Linked DNA regions of Mus musculus: region 1 is linked to region 2. A link is a contact called in ENCODE POLR2A ChIA-PET data. All regions are on one chromosome and are shown on one strand. The core of a region is the stretch at or near the end of the contact, and the rest is flanking DNA. Distances in the headings are between cores, read along the strand shown.

Evidence for each region. ChIA-PET counts read pairs that join two places held with the same protein, here RNA polymerase II (POLR2A).
Region 1: POLR2A ChIA-PET joins it to region 2 with 10 read pairs in Patski. The contact joins the promoter of Tmsb4x here to the promoter of Ofd1 in region 2. POLR2A ChIA-PET finds 5 or more read pairs at or near these places in 2 of 5 experiments (Patski and embryonic stem cell).

The regions. Positions count from the first base shown.
Region 1 is chrX:167,207,312-167,211,026 of GRCm38, forward strand. Tmsb4x (thymosin, beta 4, X chromosome) reads right to left here and starts at 1,907. Exons shown (of 3, transcript NM_021278.2): 1 at 1,795-1,907; 2 at 626-740; 3 at 1-224. The coding sequence starts at 725. The coding sequence ends at 190.
Region 2 is chrX:166,438,242-166,442,398 of GRCm38, forward strand. Ofd1 (OFD1, centriole and centriolar satellite protein) reads right to left here and starts at 2,463. Exons shown (of 23, transcript NM_177429.3): 1 at 2,039-2,463; 2 at 1,788-1,886. The coding sequence starts at 2,053. It overlaps Trappc2 (trafficking protein particle complex 2), which reads left to right and starts at 2,514. Exons shown (of 5, transcript NM_025432.4): 1 at 2,514-2,598.

The sequences.
Region 1 (3,715 bases), core at 657-3,156, 770 kb after region 2:
AGATGGGTGGGAGAGGCAGGGGAGGCCTTCCTGCTCAGTAGTTCTGATTCTTTGATGTGAAAGGGGCAGCACAGTCATTTAAACTTGATCCAACCTCTTTGCATCTTACAAAGTTAAACAGCTAAAAGAAGTAAAATAAGAAGGCAATGCTCGTGGAATGTACAGTGCATATTGGCGGCGCTCGCCTCATTACGATTCGCCAGCTTGCTTCTCTTGTTCAATTGCTGTGAAGAAAAGAAAAAAAAAAGGAGACTTAGAGCATTCTATAAAATGACATGATTTCCATTTAAAAACCCTATAAAAATTCTAGAAAGACACATAGCAGCCTCGCTAAGCAAGACATGCTAAACAGAAGTACAGTTACCCAATAAATGTATATGCACAATATGGAATATGAAATATTCCATTATTAAATCACTAGAGCCCGGCGCTTGTTGACTGCAAAACAGTTTTTAATTAACCTTTGCAGGCCATATTCATCATCATCAAACTGTCGACTCCTCCCCCGCAGCCCCCCCCCCCATCCTCCCTGCTGCCCCTCCCTTCCTCCTCCCGGCCGCTGCTCCCCGCTCTGCTCTGCTCCCGCCCAGCCCGTTCTGAAAATGGGTGGGGGCGAACAGCTTACTTTCTTTTGAAGGCAGAGGATTTTTCTCTTGCGTTTCTGTTTTCTTCAACTTCGACTTATCGAATTTCTCGATCTCAGCCATATCGGGTTTGTCAGACATGGTTGCTGGAAGGAGCTGCAGGTACAAAAGCCAAGACCAGAGCTAAGAAAGAGCCACCCACCCTCGCCTCTCCCAGTTCCAAAAGCACACCCCCACCCCGCCGGAAAGCCCAAAGCCTGAAATCCTACTGCCTCTCCCTCTGTGTGCTTTCCTTGTCGAGTCCTCTCTAAAGATCTTCCTCTTTCTATAGGAAAAAAATCTTCCCCCTTAATATTCCCAAAGGGAAGATTCAAAGAACGAAGGTGGAAATAGTCAAAGGTGAGTATTCCCGTATAATAAAATTCACCATTGCGGAATGTTAACATTGCAGCTTTGAAAAAATTAAAGTCTGGATAGATCGAAGCCATTTCCAGTTTAAGTGGGGGAAAGTCTAGTAAAATCTCTTAAAAAGGAGCCAAGGTCGCAATACGCATCTCCGTTTTCTAGAAGGGCTTGCTCTCCAAAAGATGCCAGGCGGTCCAGCTTTCTCCTCCTCACAAAGGCGGGGGAGCTGACGCCGCCAGCTGCCGACCACCGCCCTACTCGCTTCCTCTCCTCTCTCTAGTCCAACAATGCTGCCTTGGCACACAAAACTGCCTCCCCACTTCTCGCAAAAGCATCTTGATCTGCATACAGGGGCCTTTTGACGGCCTTTGCATACATTCGTCTGCAAGGGCTTCCGAATTTTCACGCTAAAGGCCGGGAAGGTTAAACCCGCCACAGATAACAGCCCTCGAAGCCATTAGGCGATTAAGGGGAGCACAGAGCGTTTGAACAAAGGATCTTTCTAATTCTGATTAATTACAGCTAGCTAGGCAAGGGAAAATATTTCGGAGAGAGGGTCGAGGAGAAAAAAAAAACAATTCCCCTCTAAGCTGCGCAACAGAATGCCCAATTTTATGGGGTTTTCTCTTTCTTAATCAAGTTCCCCTTCCCGTTACTCGGCATCTGGAAGAGTTTAGCATCCCCCCCCCCCAATTCCCCGAAACTACCATGCCTTGGACTTGGCTTTAAGGACGAGGAGGATGAGGGGCAAGTGCCTGCGCTGGACAGGCAGGGAAGGACAGAAGGAAGGGGCCCTGGGGCTCACCCGAGCGAGCTGCGCGAACGAGGAGAGTCTGATCTGCTCAGAAGCCGCTGCGGATTGTCGGGAGGGGCGCGGCGAACGCCGCTTTATGTGTGCTTCTATGCAAATGAGGTGATGTCACTCGTAGTCCGGCTTAACTCCTTCGCGCCGCATCTCCGGAAGGGCGTTCGGAGGCTGTCAGACCCCCTCCCAACCCCCACATCCCCATTCACCAGCGCCTTTGAACCACATCGATGGCGGAACTAGAAAAGGAACAAACGCCTTCAAAATGCTTTCCCCCCCATTTGACGTCTATTTTATTATCATGAACTTTTGCAGCAGCCGCCCAAACCTGTTCTTAAGGTTCAATGCGTGATAACTAATGGCCTGAGTGGCACCTAAGGGGACAGGCTTTTCTTTACTTTGAAACCGGCTTTGTCTGCAGCCAACGCCCCCAAGATAGGGTGAGGTGTCCCTCATACAAGAGCTGCTGGGGTCTGATTCCAATGACTCAGCTTTCAGACCAGTGGACAGCCCCACCCGGCCCTCTTTGTCTCCCTCGCTTGTCTCCCCCTTGATTTGAGAGGGCGATAAAGGATCCTTGAGTGGATTTTTAAAAGAAAAGTTTTAGCGCCGCAGCATTTGTATTGTTTGCTATAATTTCCGTGAGCAATCGAGTCAAGTGCCTAACATTTGCTAGGTGTAAGGGGGCTTCAGAGAGAACACAGCCGGCCCCTTCAAAATTAAGTCAAAGTCAACTTCTGTTACTGACTGACAATAAGGAAGTTCATTTTCCTTTTCTTATTTTCATCAATTAAAAGTGATTGCTAATGGGAGCCAAGGATTCCCAAAGACCACAAGTCCATCAGCTCTATTATCTGAGGATTGAAGCTGAAGCGCGAACTAGCTTTTGAAGGGAAGGTTTTCCCTGCAACACATGTGGACGATTCAGGTAGAGATGTGCCGGTTTCAAAATGGCACCTGAGTCCGTAAGTCGCAGGGACCCACTTGCTACTAAAAAGTAATTACAGATACCAAGCTTGTGCCTGCAAGTGGCAGGTGGTTGGAGGTAGCTCCGTAGGATATTTTTAAAAGGGCATCGCTGGGATTATATCTGAGACACAGAGAACTATAAAACATTCCTTCTCCTTTTCTGTGCCCTGGAGGGATGTTTCCAGAAAGCCTTTGCTAAGCATTTTTATGGCAGAGGCTTTGCCTCTCTGGTAATGTCAAGTGTTATTAGGGACCCTAAACTGCCGCTGCTGGAGCAGCTTGGACTTCCCCATTTCTTCATCTACTTCCCTTTTACTTGGGAGGAAGGAGATGGGGGTAGGGAGGAGCAGGTGACCCATGTGGTTCCCCAGTTAATGCTCTACTTGGGAGACTGCCTTTCTGCCCTTTGGATGGGGCCCTAGACCTGTTTGAGCGCGCATTAGATGTCACTTCTCTGGTAACACATCCTCTCTCTCCCCATGTCCACTTGGAGGGAGTTCACTGCATTGTTGAAACACAGAACACATCTTGCAGGGTGCATTTCTGACTTCTGCTTGGCAGCTGCAGTTACACTGACACCATTTCGGTGGGTCATTGGATTCCAGTGTCCCTTCCTTCACTCAGCTGTCACCGTGTACGTGTCTTCCTATGACAAAGGAATGCTATCGCCTTGACCCTGGTTGCCTGTTTGCCTTAGGAAAGATTAGCCCTTACAGAAGTTATGCGGCCAGAGGAGACTGAAGAGTGGAATCTGTAAACATCTAGAATTTTCTACTTTCGTAACAGCGTAGCAGGCAGATTATTTTAGCTGCTGACTGAAAAAGAGCAGGCAGCCTGTAAGAGAGGAAGCAACTTGCCCTGGGAACTGAGTCCTCTGTAAACGGGCTTCCCTTGCCCACTGGGCAGAAAAATAGAAAAGAAAGGGTGATCCGGATAAAATGAAATGCAAATA
Region 2 (4,157 bases), core at 1,213-3,712:
AGGTGCACACACTCAGGCAGACATAAATAAAATCTTTTAAAAATATATAGCACGGAAGGACAGTTTTCACAAAGTTGGTGAAACTCAAAGCATGAGACAAAAATTTGCCAATCTTAACACACATCTCAGAAATGGTCTTAACTAGAGCAAAAAGAAAGAAACAGATGATTTGACAAGTTTCATTTTATCACTGAGTTGGATGTAGAAGATGCCTGTAATGCTAATCCTAGGAAGGTAGAGTCAGGACATCACCTAAGCTTGAGGCAGTAGAGTGAGACACTGTTTCAAAACCACAAAAGTTATGACAAGACCCACAAAGGGAACAAAAGTACCTAGACATAAATGACTTTGTAATTGACTATAAGTACAAATTCATTTCAAATAAAAGGAGAGTATAAATTAAGCACTAAATTCCATAAAATTTACATTATTAACTCACCTCTATCAGTCATTGAACTAAGAAAGTAAAAATTATCTAAATTTGAGAAAATGAAAACATGCCCTGCTTTTCCTCCAATTGGGCTAATGGACTGAATAAGCAGTCATGCTGAAACTGGGAACAAGACTTGCACAAAGGGCTTACAGATAATGATATCCATTGCTTAAGACCAAATCAAACTGAGACGTGAAGGATGAAACAAATATTCCCAAACTGCCTGTGAAATACACACCAACAATCCTTCCCTAGCCATATGGACACATTGCTAGAAACGCTCTTACCCCAAGACATAATGGCCCTGGCCTAACACCCCAGTACTCAGGAAGGAAGCAGAACCCTGCAAACTGGCCCAAGCATGCTCAGGCCTTTTTCCTCAGACAGGGGAGTTCTCTATACTAGGCAGAAAATGACAGGTACAACAAATAGATGAGGTGGAGACCTAGGTAGAAGCCTCAGTCAATAGGAGGCAGCGACCTCCATGACCTCTGACTGACCAGGAGGAATCTGCTGCCACTGAAAATAAGGATTTCAGGCAACCTGAGGAAACAGGAAAAGGATCCTCATATAATCTAAATTTTAAAATGATATACACGCCTAACAGCAGTTTGTAGTTATAATATATGATTTTTCTCTCTTCTGCCTTTCTGTATTTTCCGGACAAGTCTTAAATATTTGTATGTAGTAAAACAAGAGTGGGAAAAATTGGGCTCACCTTTCCTTAATTTCCAATTCTATATGTAAAATATAGTCTAAAAGGTATATTGTAAGGAAACACATTGAACTAACTCCATCCCTTGCTGCTACCCAAACTTAAGATGTTCTAATAAACAGTTGCTATTCATTTAAAATATCCACACTCTAAAATATCTTATGTGTACTTACTATTACTGACACAGGGTATCACTATGAAGTCTTGGCTGACCTGGAACTGGCTATTTGGCCCAGCTACCCTCACAAGAGATGTGCCTTCCTCTGCTTCCGAAGAACTGGGATAAAGGCGTGTGACAAGACACCTGGTACCATTCCACTATAGATTTTTTTCTAGGGAGTATCATGAAACAGACTGGGCTTCATTTTGTTGTTCTCAGACATGTAGACCACAGTACTCTGCTCACATTACCCTCTGCAGTCCGTTCCTCGCAAGTCCCCCTCCTGCTCACTACATAGACGTAGCATGATCAAAGCGAGACTGGGAACAAGATTTGTAACAGCAGCTTAGTTTTATGGCAATGTGTTCATTATACAGGTTATGTGCTACCTTAATGAATGAATTTAAATGTGGAGCCACCTGCGGTTAAAGGTTACACTTGTGGAAGTATAACGACACGATTGTGCCTAAATCTGATACCTGAAGTGTGTCCAGTACACCCCGATCCTTAAACGTCTGGTATAGCTTTTTGCGCAGTTCATCTTGACTCAACACATCAGACTTGTGGGGCATGTTGGACTGAAAAGAGAAAATGATGGGTTACCTAGTGTCAACGTGGACCTGAATTTCAGAAATCAGTGACCTCACCGGAAGCCCTAAGATGCTTAACGGACATCAAAACAAAGAGATGTCCAATCGGAAAAACCCTGGAAAGTGGCAGGTGGAACTACCTGAGCCATCCTCATCTGCTTTCCTCCCGAGCTCGCCCCTCCACGGTCGGACTCCTCGGCCCGGGCCGGGGCGCAGGAGGAGAGGGAGCCCTTGACCTCGGAATCCAGCTTGTCTCTGGGGACCTAGGGGAGCAAGAGAGCTAAACATTCAGCCCCTAACTCGTCAAGCAGCCGCGCTTCCTCCCACGGTATGGGAAGGGTGGGCGGGTCCGCGAGCCAGGAGGGACTCTGGACGGAATAAAGACGGAAACGACAAGCGAGGGCCCCGAAGCGGCCGCTCAGTCGGCAGTTTTCCCTGCTCCGTAGCTCATCCCTACACTGCCCGCCGCCCGCCGCCTGCTCCGCCCGCTCCGGCCGCTCGGCCCGCTCGGCCGGCTCAGCCTAACCGCCCAGGCTTTGGCCCTCCGTGACGCCTGCGCGCTCTTAGGCGAGCAGTCCCGGCCACGTCTCGCGAGAGCATAGCCTCAGATCTCGCGAGAGTGATTTTGGGACTCCCAGGCTGAGGCTCCCGAGCGCAGATTAAAGAGGCGGCCGGTTCTCATCTCGGCTCCTCCCTACAGGTGAGCTCTGGAGGGAAGCAGGCGGCGGGCGTTCCGGGTCCGCGGGGGCATCCAGGCCTCCCGTGATGCGAACAGTGGTCTTCTACCTCTACCCAGCCCTGACTCGGGACAGCACGCCCAGCCCCCCGGCGCCGAGTAATCCCCGTTCTCCTAGTTGGTATAGCCTCCGTGTCCCCTTGGAGGGGACCTCCGCGCACTGGGACGGAGGCTTGGCGTTCTCCAGGTCGCTAACGCAGTGCATCTTCATTGCAATGCCATTGCCCTTTGCAGCCGGTTTACTGTAGAAAGCGGTCTCGGGCATCGTAGGTTGACCGCATCCTTGGTCAGTTTCCATTAAATGCCAGTGGTACCCTACCTCGCCCTCCAGACTTTGACAGATGCTCTCAAAGAGGGCAAAAGCGCATCTCCTTGAGAAGCACGGAGCTTCATTTTATAGAAAAGCCCCACTAGTTTTGCTGATCTGTGGGGCAAGTTGAATTTACAGCTGTCAGGAGCAAGTTTCTGAAAGGTTCCTCCATAGAGAGATTTGCTATAAATATGGACGGCTTTGAACTGGGGTGCATGCGTTTTATCTTGTGTTTGCCTGTTAACTAAAATGTTTAACTTGTAAGGATTTCTAAATTCATCCTGCTCTTGCACTAGTAGTCTTCCACCATTGCACCATATGAATTTTTAGCTTCCTGGTAACTTCAGATGTCAGCCCTGGGCTTGGCCTTTACAGCAGTTTAGAATAAGCCTGTCAAGTCTAGAGTTAAAAAAAAATACTTGATCTTGTGTATGTACTGCACTCCCTCAAACCCATACCAGACATGAATAATTGATCATAGCCATTCGACCACACTGTTTCTCAGCACCAACTCCTGACAGCCATACCAGACATGAATAATTAATTGATCACAGCCTTTCACTGCTGACCACACAGTTTCTCAGCACCAGCTCCTGGCAGCCATACCAGCAAAGCAGATTTTGCTCATAAGGAACCACGAGCTATCCCTAGTCAAATCCCTTTCCTACTAGACATTATATTTCAAGAATATACTAAACACCCACCACAGAACACTTCATCCTCACTTAGCTTAAAACACCCTCGACTGGCTCCTTCAGTTGCTCTTATTTTGTTTTGTTTTCAGACCATTCATTGTCTAAGTCCCCACCCACCCCCCTGCTCCCAACATATTGTTTAAAGGTATCCATCATTTGAAATTATGATTTCCAGAACTAAGTATTTTCACAGGAGATGTAATGAGGATGACAGCAGCACTTTCCACACCTTGTTTGGGCACTGTCTTCACTCAGTTTTTGGTTGTTTTGTACTTTTAGATTTATTTTAGAGGTGTGTGTGTGTGTGTGTGTGTGTGTGTGTGTAATGAGTACAGGTACCCACAGAGTCCAGAAGAAGGCATTAGATCCCATAGAGCTGGAGTTACAAGCAATTGTGAGCTGCCTGATGTAGGAGCTGGGATTGAACTTGTGTCCTCTGCAAGAGCAGTATGTTCTCTTAACTGCTGCACAATCTTTTTGCCCCAGCGGTCTTAATCTTTATTCAGCCTAGAATTCTT